2 separate regions of the Mus musculus genome follow, and region 2 is linked to region 1. The links are chromatin loops, found by intact Hi-C in ENCODE. Cell type or tissue: left cerebral cortex. All regions are shown on one strand. Each heading gives the region's core, and the rest is flanking DNA. Links, peaks and the distances in the headings are about the cores only. Region 1 holds the start of Mlip (muscular LMNA-interacting protein). Region 2 has its middle 57 kb from the start of Mlip.

Region 1 (15,599 bases), core at 4,040-12,039:
CTGGTATTCCACCTAAGGAATTTCATGTAAGGTTCCTCCCTTTGTGTCCTGAGAGTCTCTCACCTCCCACGTCTCTGGTACATTCTTCTTTTTTATTTTTTTTTAATTAGGTATTTTCCTCATTTACATTTCCAATGCTATCCCAAAAGTCCCCCATACCCATCCCCCCAATCCCCTATCCACCCACTCCCCCTTTTTGGCCCTGGCGTTCCCCTGTACTGGGGCATATAAAGTTTGCAAGTCCAAAGGGCCTCTCTTTCCAGTGATGGCTGACTAGGCCATCTTTTGTTACATATGCAGCTAGAGACAAGAGCTCCAGGGTACTGGTTAGTTCATATTGTTGTTCCACCTATAGGGTGCAGTTCCCTTTAGCTCCTTGGGTACTTTCTCTAGCTCCTCCATTGGGGGCCGTGTGACCCATCCAATAGCTGACTGTGAGCATCCACTTCTGTGTTGGCTAGGCCCCGGCATAGTCTCATAAGAGACAGCTATATCTGGGTCCTTTCAGCAAAATCTTGCTAGTGTATGCAATGGTGTCTGCTTTTGGAAGCTGATTATGGGATGGATCCCTGGATATGGCAATCACTAGATGGTCCATCCTTTCGTCACAGCTCCAATTTTTTTCTCTGTAACTTCTTCCATGGGTGTTTTGTTCCCATTTCTAAGAAGGGGCAAAGTGTCCACACTTTGGTCTTCTTTCTTCTTGAGTTTCATGCGTTTAGCAAATTGTATCATATATCTTGGGTATCCTAAGTTTCTGGGCTAATATCTACTTATCAGTGAGTACATATTGTGCAAGTTCTTTTGTGATTGGGTTACTTCACTCAGGATGATGCCCTCCAGGTCCATCCATTTGCCAGGAATTTCATAAATTCATTCTTTTTAATAGCTGAGTAGTAATTCATTGTGTATATGTACCACATTTTCTGTATCCATTCCTCTGTTGAGGGGCATCTGGGTTCTTTCCAGCTTCTGGCTATTATAAATAAGGCTGCTATGAACATAGTGGAGCATGTGTCCTTCTTACCGGTTGGGACATCTTCTGGATATATGCCCAGGAGAGGTATTGCTGGATCCTCCGGTAGTACTATGTCCAATTTTCTGAGGAACTGCCAGACTGATTTCCCTTCTCAATAGTCACAAATAATATAAAATACCTTGGCTTGACTCTGACTAAGGAAGTGAAAGATCTGTATGATAAGAACTTCAAGTCTCTGAAGAAAGAAATTAAAGAAGATCTCAGAAGATGGAAAGATCTCCCATGCTCATGGATTGGCAGGATCAATATAGTAAAAATGGCTATCTTGCCAAAAGCAATCTACAGATTCAATGCAAGCCCCATCAAAATTCCAACTCAATTCTTCAACGAATTAGAAAGGACAATCGGCAGATTCATCTGGAATAACAAAAAACCTAGGATAGCAAAAACTCTTCTCAAGGATAAAAGAACCTCTGGTGGAATCACCATGCCTGACCTAAAGCTTTACTACAGAGCAATTGTGATCAAAACTGCATGGTACTGGTATAGTGACAGACAAGTAGACCAATGGAACAGAATTGAAGATCCAGAGATGAACCCACACACCTATGGTCACTTGATCTTTGACAAGGGAGCTAAAACCATCCAGTGGAAAAAAGACAGCATTTTTAACAAATGGTGCTGGCACAACTGGTGGTTATCATGTAGGAGAATGCGAATTGATCCATTTCTATCTCCTTGTACTAAGGTCAAATCTAAGTGGATTAAGGAACTCCACATAAAACCAGAGACACTGAAACTTATAGAGGAGAAAGTAGGGAAAAGCCTCAAAAATATGGGTACAGGGGAAAAAATTCCTGAACAGAACAGCAATGGTTTGTGCTGTAAGATCGAGAATCGATAAATGGGACCTCATAAAATTGCAAAGCTTCTGCAAGGCAAAAGACACCGTCAATAAGACAAAAAGGCCACCAACAGATTGGGAAAGGATCTTTACCTATCCCAAATCGGATAGGGGACTAATATCCAATATATATAAAGAACTCAAGAAGGTGGACTCCAGAAAATTGAATAACCCCATTAAAAATGGGGCTCAGAGCTGAACAAAGAATTCTCACCTGAGGAATACCGAATGGCAGAGAAGCACCTGAAAAAATGTTCAACATCCTTAATCATCAGGGAAATGCAAATCAAAACAACCCTGAGATTCCACCTCACACCAGTCAGAATGGCTAATATCAAAAATTCAGGTGACAGCAGATGCTGGTGAGGATGTGGAGAAAGAGGAACACTCCTCCATTGTTGGTGGGATTGCAAGCTTGTACAACCACTCTGGTACATTCTTAAGAGTTCCCCCATGTTGTGTATTTCCACTCATTCTGCTGGCCCTCAGAGCTTCTCTCTTGTCCCCCCCCCCATACTTGATCATGTTCCCCATTTTTCTCTCACTCTCCTCTTCCACCCAGATCCTTCCCTCTCTCTGCCTCCCATGATTGTTTTCTTCTCCCTCCCAAGTGGAATTGAGGTGTCCTCACTTGGGCCCTTCGACATGTTAATCTTGAGTTCTGTGGATTGTGTCCTAGGTATTCTGTACTTTTTGGCTAATATCCACTTATTAGTAGTACATACCATGCATGTTCTTTTGGATCTGAATTATCTCACTCAGAATGATATTTTCTAGTTCCATTCATTTGCCTGAAAAATTCATGATGTCCTAGTTCTTAATAGCCGAATAGTATTCCATTGAGCTAGACAGAATTTGCAACAGAGGAATCTCGAATGGCCAAGAAACACTTAAAGAAATGTTCCAAGTCCTAGTGATCAGGGAAATTCAAATAAAAATGATCCTGGGATTCCACCTTACACCAATCAGAATGGCTAAGATCAAAAACTGGTGATAGTACATGTTGGCAAAGATGTGGAGAAAGAATGCTCCTCCACTGCTGGTTGGATTGCAAACTGTTACAACCACTCTGGAAATCAATCTGGAGGTTCCTCAGAAAACTGGAAATAGATCTACCTGAAGACCCAGCTATACCACTCTAGGGAATATACCCAAAAGATATCCCAGCATACCACAGAGGCATGTGTTCCACTATATTCATAACGGCCTTATCTGTGATAACCAGAAGTTGGAAACAACCCAGATGTACCACAATGGAAGAATAGATACAGAATTTGTCTTAAATCAGGGACCATCATCATTTGCTGGCCAAGTGCGAATGGTTTCTTCAGAAACTATTCTAAACTCATGTACTCTCTGGAGCTATAAACGTAACTAACCAGATGGTTGACAAATGTTGCTGCAATGCATGGCTTTTAAGTTTTTATTTTAAGTAAAAATTATGACTTCTCTCACTGAAGTAGTTGTAACAGCAATGATTATTTTTAATGAAACAATAATTGAAAATTATGAGAGAAAAAATGCTAAAAGATAGACAAAAATTGCAAGTTGACAGGTTAACTGTTCTGATGGTGCAAAGTGCTTCAAGGAAAGCTTTGGATATAGCTAAAGACAGAGGCTAAAATGTTTCCTTTTCCAAATTTGGGCTTAATTGCCCTCTTTGCTTTATGTTTGAAGAAGAGAATGGGCACAAGACAAGATCCTAGTAGGGAAAGCAGAGTGACATAGAAGACAAGAACACTGGAGTTGTCAAGCTCTTTTAGAATAAACGGAGCCATTGACAAAATTCTATACATCACTGGCCCGGGATCCATATACTAGATAGACTTCAGAGAAGAGTGCATCTAAGACTGGACGGCAGGCACTCTTTGAGGTTAGAAGTACGCATATTCATCTCTGAATCCTTATTGAATGACGCATAAAGTTAAAATACCTTGATTCAAAGTCTTTGATGATAATCTAGATTTGACCGACTTTTCTGGTCTTAGGAGTCTTTTTATACTCTCTTGTATTATTTATAAAGTTAAAAACCCACAGTGCCATGAGAAGTAACATACAAGGGATAGTATCTGACACATAAGCATGGGCTGCCCGAGCTGAATCTAACTGTAGGATTCTATGGAGCAATGCTTTCCTTATTCACATTCACAGGGTAGACATTCAGAACAGCTCAGAGGTCCAAGATCTTCTGACTTGTGTCCTCTGCTTCCTGTCTATTCATGCTACTCACTTCTCTTACTGCTCTAACAAGGGCTTCCCTAAATCTTCTCTGACTGTCAGATAAATTCTTCTAGATCCAACAGGATACCATTTCCCATTCTGAGTGTAGCCAAATTCTTGCAATTAATTCACAGCAAATGTCTGTGCTCTTGTGGCTTTATGAACGGTCAGGAAAATACCACCGCATGGTTTAGTTTTTGTCAGCTTGACACAAACTAGAGTTGCCAGGCAAAAAAACAAATCTCAATCAGAGAAATGTTCCCATTTTATTGTCTTGTAGATAGGTCTTTATGGCATTCTCTTGATGGTGTATGGATATGAGAGGGCCCAGCCCACTGTGAGGGGTGACACCCCTGGGCAAGTCCTGGGAGGTATAAGAAAGTGAGCCTGGAAGCTAGTTGATAAGCAGTGTTCCTCCTTGCTGCCTGCCCTAGTTTCCCTCAGTGGCAGACTGGGATCAGGATGTGTAAGTCAAATAAGCCTTTTTTATCTTCAAGTTGCTTTTGGTCATGATGCTTATCAGTGCAACAGAGAGGAGAAGTAGGAGAACAACACACCAGCAACAGGATACAACCCAGAAGCTTGTTGAAAGTGCAGGTGTGGAGAATCCACTGCTGAACTTCTCAAGCAGAAACTACAGTTCTAAAGGTGCTGCCAATGGCGGATCATGCAGTGACATTTAAGAACTATAGGATGGGTGATGGGCGATCTTTAAAACTCTCTTCTCTTTGTATCTCTGTTATTTATATGACAGATTTATGTATATTCTCAGAAAGAATGAAAGGTTCTTGGCATCAGATATACATAACCATGAGTGTAGATGTCAGAAGATATCTCTTACTGATGTAACAGCACATACATTTAGAAATTTGGCCCTTTCCTGGGGCAAGATGTACTAGTGTTATTTGCAATAGTTTCCCTGCTTCTTAATAGAATCACTGTGAGTCATTATTGCGCTCATGATTGTCCTAAGTTCAAGCTCTTGACAATGTTGAAAATATTAAATGCTGTAACTGTACGTGAAATAAAACCTTCACTTTTGCATAGCATTCAGTATATAGCCAGCTCCCTCCACATTACATCTTCCAGTGCTTATGCACAAATATAGATTGCATAGGTTTGTAGAAAAAAATCAATGCTTAGAGAATAGGAATACTGAATAAATCAATCTCGTGAGAAATATTTGTGACTTGTTTATAGGTAGGCAGGGCAGTCACTATCTTCCAGCAACAGTGGAAGGGAATTTTGTTTTGACAGCTATTTGGTAACAAGATCTCTTTTAGAGCTACTTTTGTTTAACAGCAGAACTTGAGTCACTCGGATGCTCCAATATCATTGACTGCCGTTCACACGCCAAGGACTTGTCACTGAAATGACTGGCTTTCCAAAATGATCACTGTGTTTTCCAGTTCTTTATTTAGACGCTGTGTTTGCATGTGTTTGTGCATCTGAATGTTCTCTGCGAGCGTGGTCAACCAATCACTGAAACTGGCAGATGCCAGGGCCCTTCAATCAGCTTCTCATTGCTGTCCAATCTGGCTTCTCCCTTCCTTTCAGGGAATACATAATTGGACTGCAAGCCTGAAAGGAAAAGAGGGCAAACACATAGAGGTAGCAATTTTTCACTTCCACTGATCCCATTTTAGCAGTCAGTGTGACCTCTCGTGAAGTTCCAAAAGTAAAAATTGTCAAAACAAACCCTTTGGAGCTGAAAAATACTCAACTCGGAGAAGCATCTGTTCTGTGTTCTTTTAGATTCCTCCTCCCCCGCAACCGTGTGTGTGTGTGTGTGTGTGTGTGTGTGTGTGTGTGTGTGTGCGCGCGTGTGTGCGTGTGCATATGGGTGCATGCGTATGTGCTTGCGTGTGTGTGTGTGTGTGTGTGTGTGTGTGTGTGTGTGTGTGTGTGTGTGTAGGCGATTGCGTGCGTGTGCCTGTGTTGTTTTAGTAACAGGCTCTCTTTCCACCTCAGTCATTGGTTTGCTTTCAGAGCAGGGGCTTCTGAGTGCCTGCAGGAACAATTACTTCCAAATGACCTCCTGCATCTTAGCGGGGAGCCTTGAGACCACACCCAAGGTAAAGAGAAGTCTTTGCTTAATGCTTTCAGTAACTTTTAAAGACACCCAGTTCTGGTATATGCCGGAGGGTGTGAGGGCGAGCTACCCGGGAGCTGATAAATTTGTCTGTGTTGTTGAAATGAGATGGTATCTATAGTCAGAGAAACGGGCAACTGATAAAGACAAAACTGCTTGTTGGGCAAAGAAAAAGCCAAGGATTGCGCTTGGCATAGAGTTAATGTTTGAATGCTTGTGATGTCTTTTCTTAGTAAGAGGCTATTGGTCCTCTGTGCTGCGGGTGCCAACACGGTGGTGTGTTTGGGGGGCACTTTTAGGGAAATAGAAGAAAGAATAGCACACAGCCTGAAGCTGAGCAAAGGAGCTTACAGCCTGCGAGGCACTGGGGAAAACACCTCTCATGTTATAGCCTGTGCCACCGGTGAGAAGGGGTCAGTCTGACAAAAGGGGTATCTCAAGCCACTATTTTAATCCACTTAGTTCTTATTTCTGTTATTAAAATAGTTTCCCGAAGATCAGATGTTTAAATGGCATTGGCAGCTGAAAGTGTTAATTGCCAATTAAGAAGCGAATGCCATTAACTTGCATCCGCTTCCGCTTTGTGGGAAAATGATTTTTTTTTTTTGTCTCCATAGCGATTCATTTTGGGGCTCTGTTAGATCTGCCACACAGTGTGCAGTAAATGGTAAATGGCTTTCTTCTTCTTCTTCTTCTTCTTCTTCTTCTTCTTCTTCTTCTTCTTCTTCTTCTTCTTCTTCTTCTTCTTCTTCTTCTTCTTCTTCTTTTTTTTTTTCTGAGCAAGGGATTCATCAGTCTACAGGCTAACATAGATCTTCAGAATATTCCACAGTGTGGCTAGTGTAGCTTCAAATCCCATTCCATCAAAAGGTCCTTTCAAGTGAACCTTAGGTTTCTGGTAAGACACAATACAGGTGCTAGATAAACACAGTGAAAGACCTGGGTGCTAATTTTGTAGTACTTTCTTGAAAGTTAATATCAAAGGGTTGCCCTTTTCCTGATGTTCTGGAATATGCATATAAGGACAGGAATCAATCCCTGAGTTTATTTCTACTCAGTAGTAACTCAGTGAGGTAAGCCTTTAATCTTTAGATTACATATAACATATATCACATATCACACACATATATCTATATGTAATAAGTAAATATTATATATAATGTATTTGTTCAACTAAAATAAGGAAGTAGAATTGCTTCCCTACATTGATGACGATATTTCACTTAGGGAGGGCATTGAAGTTCCTGTGGGCAGAGTGTAGCCATAAAGTTGAAGGCCACTATCTTGCTCCTGTTCAATGGCCTTCTTTCTCATCGTGTGTTCATGTTTAGAAATCTCTCCATCATACTGTGAGAAGGGCACATCTTGTTCATCTATGTACTGGCTTCCTTTTGTTCTTGTTTTGTGTACTAAAATTATAACTACCAACTTTTTAAAAGACTATAGGTGGAAGTATCCCTTGCAGAATTTTGTACTTTAGAGATTTAAGACAAGACAAGCTGGACAATTGTGCAAGGCACTTGGGGAAGTAAGTTTAGATCACTGTATATGCTTTAGAAGATATGGCTACTGGCCGTTTATTAAGGGTCAATGGGTTTTGTACCTGTGGGCTATACTGAAGCCTTTCCTATAAATCTATTTAATTTCCTTTGGATAGACTTCAGGAGACCAAATCATTTCATAGGAAAATGAGGGCAAGAATAAGCACCTGGAAGTGAGGTCAACATATCATCCTTTCTTTCTTGATAACTATTAAATGACTATTTTGTCCAAAGGAGAAGAAAGGATAAATATTTTAATTATTATAGATAGTTATTTATTGTTGTAGCCAAATACTTGCCTAAGGCAATTTAAGAGAGAAAGGGTTTATTCTGGCTTGTGGTTTGAGTGTGCAGTTTAACATGCTCAGTAAGGCAAGGCAGCTGGAGTGTGAGGCAGCCTGCTAAACTGTACTGTCAGTCAGGAAGCAGAAAGAAGATGGATGCTGTCACCAATGAGGCTTCTCCTATCTTGTCTTTTGCTTGGAACCCCAGTTCACTGAATTCTGCTGCCTACATCCAGGTGGGTCCTCTGCCCTCATCAGTTAAGCCTTTCTGGAGGTACTCCCATAGCCACACCAGCAGTGTCTCCTAAGAGATTTCAAAATCAGATCAAGCTGACAAGGAATCTCAACTACTGAGTACTCAGTGGTACCCCTCTTTACACCGCTCTCCATCTCGGCAGGACATTGACAAGCTTAACTATGTAAGAAAACATCCCTAGGAAAACCTAGGAAGTCAGTAGCATTCATTATGTGTTGTTGATTAGCCTTAATGGCCTTTCTTTCTCGGTCCTGTAAGGGGTCTAACCTTTCTTCCCACTAAGGAAAAAATGGGAAGCACTGCTTTTAGATGATGAGCTACTACTCGTCAACTCTGACACGGCTATCGTAAAGAGATCATGACAAATAATTTTAATTTCTATGTTATATTTTGTTTATATTATTTCCATTCCCCAACTCTTTCAAGATATTTCTCATTTCTAGCCACACAACTTTGTAAACTTTCTCTCAAAAAAAGAAAAGAAAAGAAAAGAAAAGAAAAGAAAAGAAAAGAAAAGCAAGGCAGGACGGAAGGAAAGAAGGGAAAAAGGGAGGGCAGAAAGGAAGAAATAAGAAAAATCTATTTACTGGTGAGAATCAGGTATTGAAGCTATCCGCCCTCATTGTGTTAGGATCAATGTGATTTTAGCATAGTAGTGTTTCTTTTATGAAATTGGGTGCCCTTGCATTTGGTGCATAATAGTTTGCAATTATCCTAATCTGTTGTTTGATTTTTCTCCTTCAATATGTATTCATTGTCCTTTACTATCTCTTCTGATTATTGTTATTTGATGTTCATTTTGTCAGAAATTAAAATAACTACATCTGATTTTTTTTTCTTGGATCCATCTGCTTGGAATAACCTCTTCCATTCTTTTACCTGAGGGGATGTCTATCCTTAATGGTGAGATGTGTTTCTCAGAGAAAGTAAAAAGAAGGATTCTGTTTTCTATTAAAATCTGATATTTCATGCTCTTTTATTGAGGAATTGAGACTGTTGATTCTGAGAGTTATTTCTGAGCATTGCTTATTAATTCCTATCATTTTATTGTGGATTTAAAAAAATTTATTTGGTTAACTGTTCTTGGATTATTTGTTCCTTGAGTATAGTTAACATTCTCTTCAGACTGAAGTTTCCTTATAGTGTCTTTTGTAGAATTAAATTGCCAAAAAGAAATTTTTAAAGTTTATTTTTATCATGAAATATTTTTTCTTTCTCCTTTGATTATGACCAATAGTTTTGTCGGATATATCCAGCAAAAATTATACATATGTATGTATAATTTTTATATATATGACATATGTGGCTTTTCAGAGCTTGTAGGGCACCTTCCAGGTCATTTTGGCTTTCAGAGTCTCCATCAATATATCAGTTGTTATTCTAACATGTCTGCCTTTATATATGACTTGATATTTTTTCCTTCAGCTTTTAATATTATTTTTTGCTCTTTACAATTAATATTTTAATTATTATGTATCACAGGGATTTTCTTTTCTGGTGGCGTCTATGTCTATTTGATGTTTTGTATGCCTCTTGCTCCTTAGTAGATATCTGTTTAGATTTGGGAGTTTTTCTTCTATGATATTTAAATATATTTTCTGTGCCTTTGACCTCAGTTTCTTCTTTATCTATTCCCTTTGCTTGTAGGTTTGATCTTTTCATAAAGATATTTTTTTACCTGAAATTCTCTTTTATATTTCATCTAATTTTTTGTTAAGACTTTTCTCTGAACTTACTCTTTTGATTTCTTGAATTTTCCCTACCAAGTTTTATTTCAGTTTTGCTGTTCTTTAGTGATTCTATTTCTTTGTTAGATTCTATTTTTATATCTTAATTGCTTTTATTATTTCATTCAAGTGTTTGCTTATATTTCCAAGCCTTCGTATCCTCTTTAAAGTCCTTTAACATATTCACAATTGCTATTTTGAAATTCTTGTCTTATCCTTCAGTTAAATTCACCTTTTAAGGGTATATTAAAATAGGGGTGTGGAATTCTGGAAGAGGTATATTGTCTTGGTTGTTTATATTTATGTTTTTGCACAGAGTTAAAAATTCTATGGTATTTCCTGGTATTGATATCTGGTCACATCTTTGTGGTGTGAGTATTTCAATCATTGTTGGTTCCCTAATCTTATTGTGGATCAACTGAGTGATTCTTCCTTTTCAGTTCTGAAGCCACTCTGAGTTTCAGGGTCTCAGGACACCGTGGTTGTCAGGTTGGCTGAAAGCAGAGAGAGTTAGGTGGGGAAAATGACTCTTGGGAATCTCTCCCTGAAGTTCTGGCTGGAACTCTGGGCTCTGACTCCAATTATTCCCAGATTGCCATTGGAAGAACAAATGGCAAATGACAAAGAAGAGCCTGTTAAAGGGTGAAAGCTGAATCAGAAGGGTGTGACATATACTTTAAATGCCCTGAAGAATGAACATTGTATTCACATATGTTCACCAGTTACTAGAACATTATATCCCATGACAAATATTACTGAGTAGTTTAGATCTTTCAAGAACAAGGGTGAAGTCTAACACAGGGCTATCAAATTTTCTTCAGTTGATTCATGCTCACAAAGAATATCTCTAATCAATAACCTAATGTCCATGTTGCCAGTTCCAGAGACTCTCTGGACCTCACTTTCTGACTTTTTCATGTTTGTGCTACTGTGCTGACTCTTGGTCCTGACATTTCTGCTGTCTCTCCACACTGCATGTACAAAGATAGCCCTGTCATCTTTTACCTCATATACACTTGCCCTTCACATGTTTAGTGACTTCTTCTTAGATCATCTTCTCAAAGTCAAAGCCCAGACTCCATAGTCATTCAGAATTTCTATACTATTATTTTTTTGTGGGACTACCTCTTACTTTTCTAGAGTAAAATATGATCAAAACAGAGGACATGCAGTTACTATGGAAGACTCAGATGCTTAGGTAGATTTCTTTTCAACCCCTATGAATTAAAAACGGTGTCAAAATTAATGCATGGCCTGAATCAGATGGGGCCTTGCTTTCTATTCAAAACGATGACATCCATGTCACAAAATGGTTTCACAGAAGGCAAGGTTGGCCTGGTTTTCCTCTGGGCTGGCTAGATTGCTGTTCTCTCCAATTTACAACTGAGTGGCTCTTTCTCAGTGTTCTCAAGCATTTTTTAATTTCCCCATCTAATCCTGCATTTAAAAAAATTACATTATGTGTATATATCTATGTGCATGTGTGCTCTGTGTATGTGTGAGCATAGGTACCTTGGAGTCTAGATGGGGTTGTTGGTTCCCCTGGAGTTCCAGGCAGTTGTGAGCTAGGACCCTAACTCAGATCTCTGCAAAAGCAGTGTGTTCTTAGACACTGAGACATCTCTCATCCCTTCTGTTTTTGAACTCTATCCTCAAACCAGTTTGAAATATTGGGTTTCTTATTTCAGTGAACTCTCATTTCCTGTAATTTAGTTAAAAGGTTTTATGCTTAGATAAAAGGTTTATATTTTTCTTGTCCATGGTCTTCTTTCTACAAAGCCTGATAGAAACTCTCCACTTATGGAAATACTATATATTTCACATATTTATTTATCAATACCCTTCTCTCCCCACTGGATAACACATTCATGACATCAGAATTTTTTTTTCATTGTTAAATTGCCAGTCCCTGAAGTTGATTAGACTTTGTTGAATCATCAAAGTATAAGGCAATGTGCCCAAGTGAGTGCCAGCTTTAGCAGAGGCATTGAAGCAGGCTAATGGGCAAGGAGGGAGACAGATGTGCAGGGATGAGGGGAGGGGAAAAGGAATGGGATTCAGGGCTCTGGAAACACAGGTTCTTTAACTCTGTTTATATATCCTCTTCTATTTGTGTGTAGTGTGTTGACTCTTTCCTCTTCACTATTATAGCCTTCCTCCTGGGGCCACAAAAGCAAGCATTTAATGAAACTATTAAATGAGTTAAGTATAAACAAGTGAGAAGGCACATCTGTAGGCATAACTTTTTTGCAACCTACTTTTAATAAGGGTTCAACCTCTCCTCTATCCAACTACCCAACAGAAGTAGTGGAAGAGAAAAGTTATTAAGATATGGGGGAAGTGGAACTAGTTTAGCAATAATTCTTTGGGGGCAAGCTCCATCTTCTTTGGCAGCAGTTCAGACCTGTAGCAAACACCAAATACTACTCAGCAGCTGCAAGCCAGTCCAGTAGGCAGACAGATACCAGACACAAACACCAGCAGGTTTGAGGTGAGACTGTGGAAGCAGCAAGCTACAGCAGGAACCCCACTAGCAGTTCTTGGGTAAGTTTCTCTCACTGTCAGAGTTATCACAAGTTGAGCTCAGTTATGCAAGGTGAACCAATACACGCATGTTGTTAGAGAAGAATATCTAGGCAGAGCAAGTCAAACCAATGTTCAGTGCTCATCTCCCACTGTCTGTGGGATCATATTTATACCCCTTCATCAAGCATCCTTTCACATGTTTGCTATATCAAAACATCCTTTCACCTGTGTCTGCTTCAGGAAAACATTCTTTCATTTGTGTCTGCTTCAGGAAAACATTATTTCATGTGTTTGCTTGAGCAAGACATCCTTTTATCTGTGTGCCCCATCAAAACATTACTTGACATAACTGACTTTCCAAAGACACTAAAAGTTTCTGCATCACACATCCTTTAGAGGAGGTGCTGCTATTCTAACAGACATCTTTCACTTTCAGGTTCACATCTTAACATGAATATGATGCAATGATGCATGCTGGAATTTTCTTGCATGTCTGTTGTTCCTAAGTCAATATTCTGAGACTTTTGCCTTAGGGTTAAATGGATAGATGTCACATTTGAAGTTGACCAAGTTCTGTGGTTAGAATGTTCTCAAATACCTATGTAAGGAGTTACAGAGACAGAGTTTGGAGCTAAGATGAAAGGATGGACCATCCAGAGACTACCCCACCTGGGGATCCATCCCATAATCAGCCACCAAATCCAGACACTATTGCATATGCCAGCCAGATTTTGCTGAAGGGACCCTGATATAGCTGTCTCATGTGAGGCTATGCTAGTGCCTGGTAAACACAGAAGTGGATGCTCACAGTCATCTATTGGATGGAACACAGGGCCTCCAATGGAGGAGCTAGAGAAAGTACCCAAGGAGCTGAAAGGGTCTGCAACCCTACAGGCGGAACAACAATATGAACTAACCAGTACCCCGTAGAGCTCGTGTCTCTAGCTGCATATGTAGCAGAAGAAGGCCTAGTCAGCCATCATTGGGAAGAGAAGCCCCTTGGTCTTGCTAACTTTATATGCCCCAGTACAGGGGAATGCCAGGGCCAAGTAGTGGGAGTGGGTAGGAAGGGGAGCAGAGTGTGGGGAGAGTATAGGGGACTTTCAAGATAGCATTTGAAATGTAAATAAAGAAATATCTAATAAGAAAAAAAGAATGTTCCCTCTTCACATCACAGGGACACGGTGAGCTTTGGCTGAATGGCTTTCCAGGCTGCTACTTTGTGCTGCTCACCCCACCACCCTTCCCCCAACACACACAGGACCTCTCTATAACAGACTGATTCCCTTGGTATAGTCATAGTCGTTTTGTTTTCTGGCTGGTTGGTTGGCTTTTTTGAGACAGGGTTTCTCTGTGTAGCCTTGGCTATACTGGAGCTTGTTCTGTAGACCAGGCTGACCTTGAACTCACAGTAATCTGCCTGTCCTTGCCTCTGAGTTCTGGGAATAAAGGTATGTGCCACCACTGCCTAGCCTGCTATGGTAGTTTTAAAGGAGGTTCTAATGTGCTATGGATATTTTTTATGTGAATTTTATTTGCATCAGTACAGGTCATCACATGGCAGTGGGCAATTTATCAAAGTGAATGAGATAAATACGGAACATGGAGGATAAAGTCAAGACAAACCTTTGACAAGGCTGACAGTCTACTTTATTACATATCTCATAGGTCTCTCCTGGAGATCCTGAAGCCAAACCTCTGATCTTCACATTTGTCCCCACTCTCAGAAGACTACCAACCCACATTCAGTTGGCTGACACTTCCAAATTTCTCGTTAAAATTCCCGAGGAACCAACTGATAAGAGTCCAGAAACTGTAAATAGGGTAGGATTATTTTTTTTCTTTTAAAATTTCAAATGACATTCTAAAATTATCCATAATAATGCTTGGAAATTTGTATCAATGTGTATTTCTTCTGTGTAAAATAAGATGATTGTGAAATCTAAGAATGGTTAAAAATAGGATTATGAGGGCTGAGGGTTTAGCTCTATAGTGGAGAATGAGCTTAGCTTCAGCTCCGTGGGCTCCATCTTCAGGGCTGCCATCTGTATGCATATGAATGTAATATATATATATATATATATATATATATATATATATATATATATATATATATATACACATATATATACATATATATACACACATATATATATACATATATATACATATATATATATACATATATATATATCTTCAATGACATCAGTTTCTCAACGTGTATTTCATTATTTTCAACTCTTCTGAGTTGCTGTTTTATTATCTACGATCAACAGGATTGTGTATTTCAAAGGTCTCCTGGGACCTTCCCCAAAAGTATCTGAAAACAAAACAAAACAAAACAAAACTGAAACCAAAAATATTAAATACTTCAATTGACCCTGAAAGGAAACCCAAGAGAAACCAACAGGATGTGAGGATGCATTTGTATGTGGTGAATAAATAATCCATATTGGGACAGTTCTGGGAACATAGGCATGCTGTATTTTGTTGCCAGGACTTTTATTTCTTTGTATGTTTGATAGAAAACCCTTATCTGTACTCATACAACTGTTCTAATGTATTTTAAAGTATTAAAAAGAAAAAAAAAGTTATACAGTAAAATGATTGGAGAAAAATAAAAAGAGTGTGAGACTTGACAAAGTAAAAGATAATAATATTCCTAGCATATGTCCTTGACAAAGTTATACTTATATTAAGTACATGATTCAATTGAAATGTTACTGTTTGACTATTAGTGTAATAAAGTACACTGTAAGGCTGTATATCTACCTGTGTGTGTAATAGGACAGTACTAGAAATGAAAGGGAACAAGTATAGGGTCTTGGGAAAAGGGAAGAAAGTGAAAGGGGAGCATTAGGGGAGTGAGGGGATATGGGAGCAAGTTAGGGGGCAAACATGATTCTAGAGTGGTGAATACTGTCAAAAACAAAATACTCATATATGAAAATGTCATAGTAAAACACATTGTGTTGCACATTTAATATGCATTAATCAATATTAAAAACGTTAATTTGGGAGCAAATGTCTCTTTAAGACATATTCTAATATTGTTTTATTTGTTATTTTA
Region 2 (15,599 bases), core at 2,700-10,699, 60 kb before region 1:
CATCATTTCAACCATATAGGGAATAAGTCTGTGGTGGTTTGAATGAGATATCTATCATAAGCTTGCAGCCTTTTAATACTTAGTATCCAGTTGGTGGCTCTTTGGAGATGATTAGGAGGGGTGGCCTTAGTGGAGGAAGTATGCCACTGGAGGTGGGCTTTGAGGTATCAAAACACTTGCACCATTTCCAGTGCATCCTTTCTGCTCCCTGTACACAGTATGACCATGAATTCTTAGTGGTCATTCCATTGCAATGGCTGCCTTCTGCTACCATACTTACCCTTCTCATCATGATGGTGATGGATCTAGACGTCAGGAACCATAATCCGCAAATAAACCCTTTCTTCTGTAAGTTACCTTGTTCATAGTGTTTTGTTATATCAATAGAAAGTCACCAAATACATTTACTTTTATGTAGCTAGTTATTTATGTATTTTTTTTTGCTTGCTTGTGAGCATAGCCTTATGTGCCACTACTTAGAAATTATATATTAGAATAAATCTGAGCTAAGGGCTAGCATACTGAGCATAACCATTTACTGGTGTTTTCTTCTACATGTGGGTGCCCCTTAGCTAAGTTTTATTCTAATGTATAATTTCTACGTACAGACACACAAGGCTATGCTCAACAGCACAAGAAGAATGGGTGTTTACATAAGAAAATGAAGGAAATGATGTAATGGCAGAGAGCGAGCAATGCATGGAGCAGAGAAGAGAGTGCATAGTTGGGAGGGCACAGGAAAAAGACAGCTTTGGAGACAGATAACAATGGAGCTCTGCTGGCATACTGACCTGCTTTCTTGTTGAATGTCAATTAAGAAGTCCCAAATGAAGGTGCATTTAGAAGCCAGACAATAACAAAATTAACACTAACCTTACGAAAATCTAATGTGTGGAGTTTTTCAGGTGGTACCAGTGCCAAGCACATCATTTGTTACACAATTTGTTCCTTGTAGCAGTGGCTAAGTGAAGCATGGTAATGTCTGTCAGTGATGGAGGAAGTACAGTAGAGCTTCAAGCCATTTTGTTTTCTTTTGAGGAAAAAGTCAGGTTTTACTTTGAGGTAAGAGTTCATTAAGATGAAGGAGGGTATGGATACAAACACATAAAGCTGTGTGAGTATTCCTAGCTCACTGGCTCTAATAGCAAAACTCAAAGGAAGGACAGACCTTACCCACGGAGAAGGAGGCAGACAGAACGATGAAAACAGGGCGAGAATGGTGTCTTTTCCAATGGAGACTGGTTCTCTGAGTACAGAAGAAGGTTTTGTGCTGAGCCCCTGGTGGGATTATGGTTATTAACCACCACATTTTTATGGTTATTAACCACCACTTGTGGATAGTAGGTGATGAGCAGGTTGATGACACCTGCCCTTATGGGACTAGAGAGGACTGGGAAGGGGCCTTATTTTGGCTGAGTCTTAGACCATCTCCTCTCTACTGGTGCCTCTGATTGAAATGTTGATGGAATTGAATATTTTTTGTATGTTAAAATCTGTTTTTTTTTGACAGTCAAGACTCAGTAGTCAGGATTGCTCCAAAGTTGAAGACACAGATAGTGAGGATGGGCAGATGTCTATGGAACTTTCCTTGAAAATCTATTTGATACAATAACATTTTAAAAAAAAGAATATGCCATTCATATCTTAATATGGGCATTCTCTTCAGCCCCAGTGTTCATATTATTTACACTTATTAATCTTCTTAATCTGGGCTGTGAATTAGGACCTAGGGTTCACCAAAGACCAAGTGGAAGCCCTGATGTTGAGAACTGAGCAATACTCCTCTGTGCTTCTGTTGCTCAGTAGAGGCTAAACACATCTGCTTTATATGAAGATCTCAAAACCAGGAGCCGCTGAGCAAAACGTTCATAAATATGTCCATGCTCCTGCTAGGTCAGGTCAGTATTCTTGTGCCATTGACAAGTCAGCATTGATATTACTTATGGCTGATTCTTTTTTTTAAAAAATCATAGGCATATTAGCACACATGCTGGGTAGTGTTGAAGATATTAGTCTTATATTTCAGGTTCCAGAATGTTAAATGTTAGATGCAGGTCAGCAAATAAAGAACCAGCCCGCTGCCTGCAGTGTGAGGAACTGGCGTGATGAAGACACAAGCCTGTCTCATACAGTTGCCTTGTCTTTATTTCGATTTATCTATCCACAGGGCAAGTTCTGCAGTTCTTTGATAAATAGTCCTACTCACAAGCATCCATCTCTCATGCATTATTGAGAAATTACATGAGCTGAACTTTTCTGCCATAAAATTACTAATCTAATACAAATACTCTATGTTATCATCAAGCAGTTTTAGAGCATTCTTGTGAGGTAATGTTCAAAAGAAATAGGTGAGTTTAATTCTTTTCTTTCAGTTAACTTAAAAAATAAGCTATGTAAAATTTTTTTTATGCTAAAGTTCAACACTGCAGGTGTTCCAATTGAAATGTTGATGGAAGCTTAAAAAGTATTCTGGAATCAAGTAAATGAAATACACTTTTAGTGGGTATGGGAGCTTTATTTCAGGAAAAAGAATATGCATGCATTGATTTACCATTTTTCTTTTTTTTTCCATTTTTATTAGGTATTTAGCTCATTTACATTTCCAATGCTATACCATACCCCCCCCCCAACACTCCCCTACCCACCCACTCCCCCTTTTTGGCCCTGGCATTCCCCTGTACTGGGGCATATAAAGTTTGCAAGTCCAATGGGCCTCTCTTTGCAGTGATGGCCGACTAGGCCATCTTTTGATACATATGCAGCTAGAGACAAGAGCTCCGGGGTACTGCTTAGTTCATATTGTTGTTCCACTTATAGGGTTGCAGTTCCCTTTAGTTCCTTGGCTGCTTTCTCTAGTTCCTCCATTGGGGGCCCTGTGGTCCATTCAATAGCTGACTGTGAGCATCCACTTCTGTGTTTGCTAGGCCCTGGCATAGTCTCACAAGAGAGAGCTATATCTGGGTCCTTTCAGCAAAATCTTGCTAGTGTATGCAATGGTGTCAGCGTTTGGAAGCTGATCATGGGATGGATCTCTGGATATGTGTGGACACTTTGCCCCTTCTTAGAATAGGAAACAAAACACCCATGGAAGGAGTTACAGAGACAAAATTTGGAAGTGTGACGAAAGGATGGACCATCTAGTGATTTACCATTTTTCAATTTGACCGAACAGCAGAAGCCCAGAGTCTATGTCTATTTTAAATTTATTTTCACACAGGTAAGGACTTAAGCGTGTATATACGTCACAACCGCCCCCCCCACATACATGCAAGCATGCATGCATGCACATACAGACAAATGCATGCACATACAGATGAGTGCATGCACAATATGAACATATACACTTATGCACACTTGCCCATATACACACATGAACACATGCACCTAAATAAGTAAACAGAAGAAATGAAAACTTGGGTGTAATGTGCTTACTTTAGCTATACTTACACATTCCTGTTTACGGCATTGGAACACTGATATTCTCATGCTGTCTTCCTCTACAATACAACTTTTTTGGATAGTGTTTTCATGGTTTGAATAGTGTAATTCATTTGACAAACTTCTGCTAGGCATTAGATTGTTCCAATTTAGAAACAGGAAAGTTTAACTTTTTAAATGCAGAAACACAGAATTTTGGAAGAGAGTGCAGTTTTGTTTTGGTTGAAAGAGGCAATAGGGTGCATGTTTTGTAGGTCAGCATTTGTAAAGCCTGTCACTGTGTTAGCCCTCTGGCTCTGAGAATACCAGCTTGTGACATCATTAAGCCCCCTCCATAGGTAGCACTGGGTATTATTTTTACCACCTTACTTTTCTTGTGATCTCTCTGGATCCATGACCATAGCTTTAGAAACACACTGTGACCTGTCTGCATTAAACCTCATTACCAAGTATGGGGTACCTTTGTGCTGCCCCATCTCCAGCGCAGGCCCGTGGAACTGAAGTCTTCAGTAAAGGTAGCTTATAGGTCATTCTGTCAAGAAAGTCTCCCTCTGCCTTTCAGGAAGATTCTGCTCCTTTTCTGTACCTCTGGGTCCACCCTGTCCTCCATACCCAGACACCCTGTTTCCACATTGGACCAGTACAATTTTCCTGTTGAACAATACCTGAGAAACTATTTCCATGGTAAATATTAACCACTTGCTGCAGTATGCTATACTGCGATTCTTGAGTACTTGAGAACAACTTAAATTCTTGGAATTGTTTAATAATTCAATCTTAAAAAAGACGCTTCAATATTGAGCTTTCTTCTTGTCCTTTTCACTGTAACACAAAGGCAGAGAATGAGGAATAAAGGATAAATGGAAAAATGATAATTTACTGATAATTCCCCATTCTTATTTGAAAATGAACACCGTTTTAAATGTGAAAAATACTTCTTCACTCAGCCTAAAGGTTGGGTGTTCTTTTTACTTCTTTATCTGAGTCAGATGACATCTTATGTCTCTTAAGCCTTAGTTAATTCTGAGAGCACTTATTTTTCATAATAATATAATATTATTATTTTTATTATAATATCATATACAATGTTTTAATCATAATACACACGTATAAGAAAGTTTGGGTTAAGATTCTAGGTGTTCAAATAAGAGCAGTTTGAGTATGAAAAATTTTAACCTTCTTGAGTCTCAGTCCCTCTAGGAATGGAAGATCTCTGTTCTCATGTAATTATAAAGTTCCACGGTATTAAAACATGAGGTCTATATTTTATAGTTTAGGATGCTTGCAACTGACTAGCAGTGTGCTGAGCATGGGATGTGCTTCCCAGATTGAGAACACATGCCATGGACGGCCACCAGGTTGAGTATCTCCTACACCTCTTTGTTGATAGCAGAAATCTAACTGAAATGGCTTCATTCGAAAGGAACTCACTGGCTGGTCTAACTGGAAATAGAGGAGGACGTGGACTGTATTGTTAGATTCCAGCTACGGCGACAGAGTCACGTGCTTTGCCTGGGACTTACTGCTGTCATGATGTTTTGGTGTTTTATGCCCTGGTTTCTCTGTGTTGACCTTACATGCCAGGGACACAGAGCTAGAATCTGCAGCAGTGAGACTTGAAGCTTGACCTACTGGGTCTCATGCTTACGTATTAAGCCTTCCAATGGGTTCTACTATATGAATTTTTTTTTTTTTTGGTGTGGTTCAAAACAGTCAGGTAACAGTTATTTCCTAGGGTAACAGAGTCAGAATGGACAAGATCCTTTCAGTGTATATCAGAAAATAATTATATTTCTCTGCCTTTCAAACCTCCTGGGAGAATAATAAGAATTCATCCCATCTCTTTTGACATAGCTTAGAGCAGTTTGCCTTTCTTTTCTCCTGATCCTCGTTCCGGGAATATATGGTAAAAAGCTAAATCTAGTAGCCTTGCTTAATATAAACAAATATGTACATACAATCTCATTATAAAGTTCAGGTGACACGATGCTAAATTTTTGACTCATCATAGCAGGTGATTGTGAAACTACAATTTTGACTCATCATAGCAGGTGATTGTGAAAAAAAAACCCAACAATGTCAGCTACAGTGTGCTGCAATGATTATGTTGTTTGCAACTCCGGGTAGGTTACTGAATGTAATGTAAATGCGTTCCTAATGTTATGTACCATTGTGATACTATTGGAAAAATAAAAATAGAAACTACACAGAAAAGACCGATGATACTGCTGAGCTTAATATTTTTCTGTTATTATATTCATTATACTTTCAGATTTTTAAGTGTGTATTTGAGAATTGTATCTATTTGGATATTTTGAAATATTTGGACAATACAAGTATCCTGATAGCTGACACAGCAGACAATACAGCAATTACTTGAAGCTGAGAACGCTCGAAGCACTCTCAGGATACTTAAATCTCTGTTCTACGATATAATCCTGTGGTGATGTTTATGAGCAAACCTTAATTCAAAGTTTAAAATTTCTGTGGTGGAAACCTTCCAGTTTTGTCATTTGAACTACTTGGGAGAAACTTACTGATACCCAGGGACGCTGCCCATCTACAACTTGGTTATTTTGTCACATAAAGACTGAGTTTTAAAATTTCTCAGTGTTCACGGGTTACAGAGACTATGAGAAATCTTCCCCCTTCTTCTGAAAGGCTACTTCATCAGCACACTGCAAGCATGTACAGCCCGCAGTGAGTCACGTTGCAAGTTTAGTGCTTCCCGGCAAGGAGCTTAGCCTCAAGTTCCACAGCTATTCTTAGCTGCTCCACACCCTGTCATGGATGGAGGATACTGGATGAACTTGCAAATGACATACTGTACTGGTGGCAAACAGGGCAAGTGTCATATTGGGTTACTAAGTCTCTCATTTCTTTTGTGTATTGATGTAGGAGAGGGGACGAATCAACAACAACAACAACAACAAATGGCCCTCCTTGTGATTTCAACCCCTTAACAAACATGAGATCCTGGGTGGGACATGGGGAAAGTGGACTCAGTCTTTTTAGTCTTCCCTATCTCCAGGTTCAGGTCTACATTCTGGCTTAGATACATTGTGTCAAAGCAATAAGAATTCATGTTTCACCAGTACTGCAGCATGGTGACCTGGTGATTCTACAGCAGTTGCAGTTTTGCTTGTACAATGGTGTTCAGAATGGCAACTTGTACTAGCCCTGGCTGGCAACATGGCCAGCCATCACAGGTGCCGGCATTTTGTCTCATGAGATAAACTGTTTCAGCCCAGACAACTTGTAACTCTGCTTCACAAATTGCACCATCACTGTCTTTTTATTTATTTATTTTTAGTTAAAAACTTATAGTCACATCCAAGCAATCTGCTTTCCTGACTTCCTCATGTGTGAGTGTCATTGTGCCTTGCTTGTATTTATGGTACTGACCTGTTCTACTCACTACTTGGTCTTCTCCAGTAGTTCCTCTGCCCTCACCACTCCTGTGTGCATATGTTCAGATGCTTTTTCAATTTGGGCTCCACATGAACAAAAAAGCATGTGAGATTTGTCCTTCTAAATCTCAGCCTGGCTGCTGTTTTACTAAACAGGATGCTCTCCAGGTCCATTGTGGACACAGAGCACAGTTCTGCATGCACTCATCCATTGATGGGTATCCAGGCGAGTTCCATATCTTGTCTCTTTGTATAGTCTGTAGCAAACTGCAATATCTCTGTAGTATGCTCACTTTTATTCCTTTAGGTATATTTCATTGCCTTTTATATGTGTATCTCCTGTGTGTGCGTTTCCCTTCTGTATTTCTCAAGTACATGATCATAGTCCTAGTTACATAGCAGGGATTGTGTATCAATATGAATATATATGTATATATATACATATATAGGATTATATATTTATCTTTGTAATCTGATTTTCAAATTCTGCTATGCTTGTGGAAATGCAGATAGTGTTCAGCATCAAGATATAGAGATGCAAGGGGCTAGAGGGATGGCTCAGCAGTTAAGAGCATTGATGCTCAGAGGTCCTGAGTTCAATTCCTAACAACCACATGGTGGCTCACAACCATCTGTAAATGGGATCTGATGCCCTCTTCTGGTATATCTGAAGAGAATGACAGCATACTCATATAAATAAAATAAATAAATAAATCTTTAAAAAATGCATTTGCTAAGAAAAGATATAGCGATTCATACTTTAAAGCAGTTCTTTTAAAAGACCTTATTTTTTAATATTTGTAGTTATTTTAGGGAGATGATAGAAAATAGAACAAGAAAATGTATATTAAAGATTCAATATAGTCACTTATGATCTGCTGTTTTTCTGAATATATATGCATATATCATATAAATCAGTATAATTGTTAAGTTGTACTGAGTTCATATGTGATCGTTGATATAGAAAAAAACTTAAATGGAATGTATTGGAGGGAGATTTGGAATAAGGTTCTCTGGGACTGAGCTTGAGAAGGTGACATTAATGAAAGAACCAGAAGAAAGGCTCCTGCCATCCTGTTCTGGGACAGAGACCTCAGTTGTTTTTGTCACCTGTATGTGGGAATTCAGGCACTCAAGGAGATGTAATAATTTGGGTTGTTTCCTAGTACTGAGGCATAGATAGTTTCAGTATTTTATATATACAATAATTTCCATGCTCTTATACAATAACCATATGTTAATTTTGAAATAGAAACAATTGATATTCTCTCTCTCTCTCTCTCTCTCTCTCTCTCTCTCCCCCTACTCCCTCTCCCTCTGCCTCTCCTCCTCTCCCCTCTTCATTCCCCTCCCACTCCTTCTCTCTCTCTCTCTCTCTGGTGCTGCAGATTGATCCTAGGGCTTTTTGAACTAAGGTTTATTTATGGAGGCAATCCTCACTTTGACTTAAGAGCAGTACTTGGTATATGCATATTTCGTTTTGGCTCTTAGCTCACCAGGATTGGAAAATTGCATGGTTTTGCTGAAAGTCTGAAATGGGATGCGCTGTACAGTAGTTTGAATGTGAAAGGTCAGGCTGACCTTTGGGAGTAATTCAGAGGCTGCTGCTCATCTCTGCCATCTTTCCCCCACTTCAGGAGGATGCTGCTCTCTCCTTTTGTCAGAGGTCATTTTACCCTCCCATGCTCAGTTGATAGCTTGCTCTATGAATTGAGAGACTAGGATATTCATAGAACTAAACAGTGCTCAGGACTGAGAGACCTCTCCCAATCCTCAGAGGGTGCCCTTACATTTCTGTGTAGCATGTTTGTAGTTCACTCTGTGCTGTTGTAAAAGCCTCATGCTTCTCAATGTAGATAAATGCTAAAAACTGGCTCTGGAAGTTCACCATCAAGGATGCCTTCGTCCCTATAGTGGTCATCTGCATTGCTAACTGCACTTGCTCTTAGTGGAGCATTTCTCTTAGAGAAGGAGGAATCAGGATGAATAAGTACTTTCAACTGAAGGATGGAGAGTTTCTTAGTTTACAATACTGAGATTTTTTTTTTTGTGCTTGTAAACATTTCTACATCTGTCCTGTGATTGTCATTTGCTCTGTGTTGGGGGTGGTTCTGTCTGTGCATTCTTTTTAAGTGAGAAAGCAAAGACACAGAAAAGGTAAGAAACTTGCTTGCAAGAATAGGGTTAACAGTTTTGGAGTACTTACACTTGTCGGGCATGGTTGTGCTTGATAAGGATTTGATATTTGCATGCTCTTTAAAGTAGACCAGGTCACTTTGATATTATATCTATCCCAGTTCTTTAAACAGGAAACAAGGCACTGAAAAATTCAATTATTTGCCTAAGGACATGAAAATCTTGTTAGTGATGGAGAAGGTGCTTGCATTCCAACCCCTGATCCTGCCTGAGAACACTGAGTAGCGTCTGTGTGTAAGTTTGGTGAGGGTGGACTGTGGAGACTGTAGCGAGGAGTCTGCTTTCAGGGATTTCTAAGTATCGTGCTTGCAACCATACTTCCATGGCAATAGAAACTAGCCTCATGGGTTGTATGGCCAACACAGTAAGCACACAACCAAACACAGCCCTGGCCAAATGGATGGAACTAGAAAATATCATTCTGAGTGAGGTAACTCAGTCACAAAAGAACACACAGGATATGTACTCACTAATAAGTGGATATTAGCCCAAAAGTTTGGAATACCCATGGTACAATTCACAGACCATATGAAGCTAAAGAAGAAGGAAAACCAAAGTGTGGATGCTTCAGTTCTTTTTAGAATGGGGAACAAAATACTCAACGGAGGAAATATGGAGACAAAGTGTAGAGCAGAGACTGAAGGAAGGCCATCCAGAAACTGCCCCACCTAGGGAACCATCCCATATACAGACACCAAAATTGGATTCTATTGTGGATGCCAAGAAGTGCTTGCTGACAGGAGCCTGATATAGCTGTCTCCTGAGAGGCTCTGCCAGAGCCTGACAAATAGAGAAGCGGATGCTCACAGCCAACCAATGGACTGAGCACAGGGTCCCCAATGAGAAAGGACTGAAGGAGCTGAAGGGGTTTTCAACCTATAGGAAGAACAACAATATCAGCCAACAAGACCCTCTAGAGCTCCCAGGGATTAAATCACCAACCAAATAGTACACATGGAGGGACCCATGGCTCCAGCCACATATGTAGCAGAGAATGGCCTTGTCAGGCATCAATGGGAGAAGAGGCCCTTGGTCCTATGAAGGGCCCCAGTATAAAGGAATGCCACAGCAGGGAGGCCGGAGTAGGTGGGTGGGTAGGTGAGTGGAAGAGTACCCTCATAGAATCAGGGAGAGGGAGGATGGGATAGGGGGTTTCTGGAGGGGAAACTGGCAAAGGGGACAACATTTGAAATGCAAATAAATAAAATATCCAATAAAGAAAGAGGGGAAAGAACACATCCCTGGCAATCCTATAGTATTTGTTTTCTCACAATGGATAGCAAAATGACATGATGCCTGTAGATTTAAATGCAGGGGAATAGTCATTGCTTTGATAGTAAAAGGATCTTTATTCATGGGAAATGCTGAGAGTATACCTTTATTCATATGCCTTTTCTTTTTCTGGAGTCTTTTTACAATAGCCACAAGCCCACTTCTGCTTCTTCAGGACCTTAGGCAAGGCAAGTTATGTGTATATGTGTGCATGAGTATGTCTGTGTGTATGTGTGCGTGCATGTGTCTGTTAGGGGCACATTAACTGGTTAGATTAATTGATTTTTCAATTTTAAACTACATTTTACTTATTTTGTGTGTGTGTGTGTGTTTGTATTGCCATCTTATTTTTGTGAGTGTGTTTGTGTTGGTGAATGTGTAGATGTCAGAGGATGCCTTGCTTCTGTCATCTCTCTCCTACCTTTGTCTTCTCAGTCAGACTCAGTTGTCAGTCACGATGACTAGTGCCTTTCATCCGTCCCCTTCTGTCTGAACAGATTCATTGGAAGACTCAATGCTTATGGTTAGACCTTGACTTGACCTGTTCATCATCATGAGTGGGGCTGGCTCTGGATGAAGCATTTCACTGGATGATCCCTCATCATGGCATAGACTTACATGCTGGAGAAGGGAACCCTTATCGATCCAACATAAGTATACCATATGAGCTCTAGACTTGCTTTAAAAGGCCCACATTCTAACAACAAAGACAGCCTTTGAACACATGAACCATTAGTGTTACAAATGAGAATTTTAAGATATTTTATTTGGGTCAAAATGCGAGGAAATCCTTATTGAGTAATTGATATTTAGAAAGTGTACCAAAGAACATGGTTAGGAGTTGTAGCCATATTTAAGAGCTTGTCTCTGGCCTTGTAGAGAAAATTGTTATTGAAATGACCACTCAAACAAACCCTAACGTCATCTCAAAGACAGCTGTGATTTGAAGTTAGCTAGACAAATGGAAGGTGGGAGGAAATCTAAAGAAAGGGATAAGGTTGTTGACTCATCTTCTACTTCTGCGAATTGAAGCTTAAGGCTCTGCATTTGAAATGGAATGGTTTCAGCACTTAAAGCAAATAATCATTATACTGCAGATATGTAAGGGTAGAAGAGCTATCAAACCACCATATGCTTTCTGCTGCAAGTACTGCAGACATTATAATTGATAGACATTTATTTTGTTCACTATGCCAGAGGCTTGGAAGTATCTACTAGACTGTATCTGTGTCTTAATTTTCTTTCTGGTGATCTGATAAAACCATGAGAGAAAAATGTATATTTCATGTGCTAGCTTACCATTCATCCAAGGGAGAAAGTCAGGGCAGGAGCTCCAGGCAGGAGCCTGAAGGCAGGAATTGAAGCAGAGACCTTGGAGGAATATTGCTTTCTGGCTTGCTCCACATGGCTTGATTACAACTCAGGATTACCTGCTTGGGGGGGGGGGCACTGCCCACAGTGGACTGGGACTTCCCACATTAACCATTAATAATAATAATAATGATAACCATCATCATCATCATCATCATGTCTCCACAGAGTTGCATACAGGCAAATCCAATGTAGGCAATTTCTCAATTACAATTCCCTCTTATGAGACATGTTGAAGTTTGTGTCAAGTTGAAAAAACTAACCAGCATAATCTGTGAATATCTTTGTTATGCAACATAGGCAAGGGACAGGGGTCTGAGAGTAACTATCTGACTCCAACATTAGCGACATTAGTTCATTCACGAGAGTAGAGTCTTTGTGCCTTAAAGGTATCCCCTTTCTTTTCCATTTTTGTTTGTTTGTTCGTTTTTTGATCATGGTCTCTTTGTAGCATTGGTTGGTCTGGAAGTAAGCTGCTCTCAGACTCAGAGATGTGCCAGAGATCTCAAACTCAGAGATCTACCTCCTAAGTGCTGGAACGAAATGTGTGTGCCATCACACCAGGCCAAAATATCCCACTCTTAAGACCATTAACTATGGAAATTGAATTCCAGCAGACATTTTGGAGAGAGTCAACACTATAGAGACTGGTGTATTGGTCAGTAATATGTTTTTTAATGTAGAGAGGAGACTGAAGAGAAGAGGAGAAAGCATAGAGGGGAGATTACATATATATATATATCCTTTCTCTATTGAATTTGCTTTCTGTCCTTCCTATATGACCTTTCTCTATTGACTTTGCTTGCTGTCCTTCCTATATGACAAATGTACTAGTTTTACCTTTAAAAACTAAAGAAAACAAAAGCAAAAACAACAACAACAAATCAAACCAGCCTGTTTTATGCCTCCCACGAGTTCAGCCAAAGCAAATCTCAATGCCTTTCAGAGGAAACTGCAGTGTTGGGCAGCTACTCTACGTAGCTTTGGTCTGTGTATGCAGCTGTCTTAGTGACGCTCAACTCAGGCATGACCGTGTGCGCCGATGTGCTATTTTCCCAGCAGTGCTCCTGATTCCAGGTAATGTTTCCACTTCACCCTCCCGACCCACAGAGGGAACGGAAAATACTGGGGCAAGTTAGACATGAATTAAAAGTAAATGACCTTTAGGGAGAGAGAGTGAGCAATGGGATGTGCTGTCTCTCTCTCTCTCTTCCAGTTATAATGGGACACTCCTCTATGCTGGCAGAATGTACTTTCATTTACTTCAACAATAGTTACTCGTATTTTCTAGCTCTCATAAATATTTGAGATCTGATTAACTCATCACAGATATGCATTGCTGCCCCCAAACGTCCACAGAAGTACATTTTTGTTTAAAGACCATTTTTAGGATAGTAAGTTTGTTGCTACTCTGATGATCTGACCTCTCCAGCCTCTACCTAGTGGAGGGAGAGAAATGTTGCCAGCATTTGTTGTCCTTTGACTTCCACACTCTTGATGTACTACAGGAGGGCACAGCACACACAAGCAGATATATAGATAAATCAATGTAATTTAAAATTTTAAATATAGTAAATTTGCTTCTTCCTTGTGGTCCCTTTTTAATGCTCACATTGTGACTACAGAGAGCAAGAGCATGCAAATGCCTGTCATGGAAATTGCTGTGTCTTGGAAGCTCCAGGCATCCTTTCCACAAGCAACATCTGGGTGCTCTTTCAGCCTTCGGGAGCCACAGTTACAGATTACATTGAATGGCCATATCACGTTGCAAATATACAGACTTCTCGACAGAATTTCTAGAGTGTTTCACACTTAGGAGTCATTTTCCTGGGTCACAGATCTTTAGAAATGCTTTTCAACTGAGAGGGAGAAAATCTCATTAGAGAACTTATTTATTTGTGCTGTGGCTTGGTATTTTCTCCTGTTTACCTGATGTTCCTAAATGTTCACCCCACGGCTGGAGAAAACAGGAGGCCTGCCTGAGTGGAGGTGTTTGTGGTCTGTGTACAGTGATATGTGTGTGAAGGCTGTAAGGTGTGACCCCACTAGACACTCTGATCCGGGTCACACTCTCATTGACTACTCTTTGGTATTCAGTTAATAGGTATATCAATAACGTTTTGATATCATTACAGGGAAATGAAAATCTCTGGACCTGGGGTGGGAGACATCTTTACTGTCAAGGGCAACAAATCTGTCAGAAGTAACAAGTGTTCTCATTTATTAGTTCTGGAATCAGCTAAAAACAGGGATGAGAAACAAAATATGTTTAAGATAAGAACAATACATTCACAGGAAGGGTTTAGAAAAGACAGATGGAGAATTAATTGTAACATGAACAAAGAATACAGGCAAAAAAGAAAAAAAAAGTTTCCCCTTTCTTTGAAGAAACTAGTGTCTATTTTGAAACAGCACCTTAAAGAGGCGCTCAGGGAAGCCAGACCTAGGGACCCTGGTTAAGGACACCACAGGCATTTCAACTTTTATTGACTTTTTTTTCTAAAGAATTAAAACATTTGGATTTCACAAAATCTAGCCACAGTTGTCGTTTTATAAAAGCTGACGGGGGCTGAGCTACCTGGGAGAGCAGCCAGGACATGAGTCTTGGCTGCCAACGTTTGCCCATTTCACCCTTTTGAGCAGTTTCCTGAATTGCTTTGGCTTTGCAAATATTTCACCATATTATTAGCTACAGAGCTGGCCCAGAAAGGAAATGGAGGCGAGAAAACAGAGCTAACAGAGCGATATGTCTTGTGGACAAACCCCTGAAAAGCAGGAGACGGCTCAGTGGGAGACGATGCTACCAGCCTGGCAGTTCAGCAGTTACCTAAGGTGGGGGCTTGTTTCTTATCCACGGATGGGAACCAAACATTGGTCTTCTGGATTTTTTTTTTTTTTGAGATCAAATGCAGTAGTGCATGTTCTTCCCTAACTACAGGATGGACAGTGTAAGCAAGTCACCCTGACACTGTTAATGATTGCCTTAGTCACTGTTCTATTGTGGTGAAGAGGTACCATGACCATAGCAACTTGTTTGAAAGAAAGCATTTAATTGGGGCTGGTTTACAGTTTCAGAGGTTTAGTCCATTGCATCATGGTAGGGAGCATGGTGGTGTGTAGGCAGACATGGTTCTGGAGAAGTAGCTGAGAGTTCTACATTTGAATCTGCAGGAGAGAGAGAAAGAGAGAGAGAGAGAGAGAGAGAGAGAGAGAGAGAGAGAGAGAGAGAGAGAGGCTGGGTTTACTCAAAGCTCACTCCCCAGTGATACTCTTCCTTCAATAAAACGACACCCATTCAAAGAAGACCACACCCCCAATTCTCAAGTTGTGAAGATCGATCACCAAACATTTAAATATATTAACATAGGGGCCCATTCTTATTCAACCACCAGAGTGACCCAGGTCCTATCTTTGAAAAATTTCAATAATTCCAGAGGAAGAGTATGCATGCTGACTTTAAACATTTCTGAGTAAGTGGAGAAAGTCATGTGTTAACCATTGTACAAATGACAGCTTTGCTTATTCCCTTGGGGAGTTTACACTGAACAGTTAACATAACAAGGCAAATTGTACTAAAATGATGCTAACAGTGCAGATGTGAAAGGCTAAAGAAGCCGCCTATTACAGGGTTAAACAGAAAACTCTTGGAGAGATGTTAGAGCCAAGGTTAGTTTAGAAGTCAATTGGTTGGTGTGCAAGGATTGCCTGGGGATTTGTGTCAATCCCATTACTCCCTCAAATTGGTTATATATATATATATTTTCCAAATCACTGCCTTTTAAAAGTCTTTGCTTTAAGATGTTCTTATTTTCACTCTACACCCTTTAAACATTTCATTTTAAAGAGACCTTTGAAATCTTTTCTGGTTGACCTGATTTTATGTTACTCACCTTGGTTATCAGAGAGGCAACT

What was found. A loop is a pair of places that touch in the nucleus more often than their neighbours do. Peaks named below come from ENCODE experiments on the same cell type or tissue, not always from the same donor. Only the 100,000 strongest peaks of a DNase experiment are listed, where the experiment ranks them.
Region 2: a loop joins it to region 1, with 2.0 times the contacts of the local background. A loop is called at or near these places in 2 of 42 quality-filtered maps.

The regions. Positions count from the first base shown.
Region 1 is chr9:77,242,326-77,257,924 of GRCm38, reverse strand. It overlaps Mlip (muscular LMNA-interacting protein), which reads left to right and starts at 6,073. Exons shown (of 11, transcript NM_001368955.1): 1 at 6,073-6,178; 2 at 14,198-14,353. The coding sequence starts at 6,134. In left cerebral cortex, for the core only: no CTCF peak of the experiment used is centred there; DNase peaks (open chromatin) are centred at 5,593, 5,837, 6,046, 7,095 and 1 more place; H3K4me3 peaks cover 2,842 bases; H3K27ac peaks cover 3,436 bases.
Region 2 is chr9:77,301,324-77,316,922 of GRCm38, reverse strand. It overlaps a transcript of Mlip not described here. Among named protein-coding and RNA genes, the nearest start is that of Mlip, 57 kb to the right of the region's middle. In left cerebral cortex, for the core only: a CTCF peak has its summit at 7,525 (motif pointing left); DNase peaks (open chromatin) are centred at 6,141, 8,440 and 9,284; H3K27ac peaks cover 313 bases.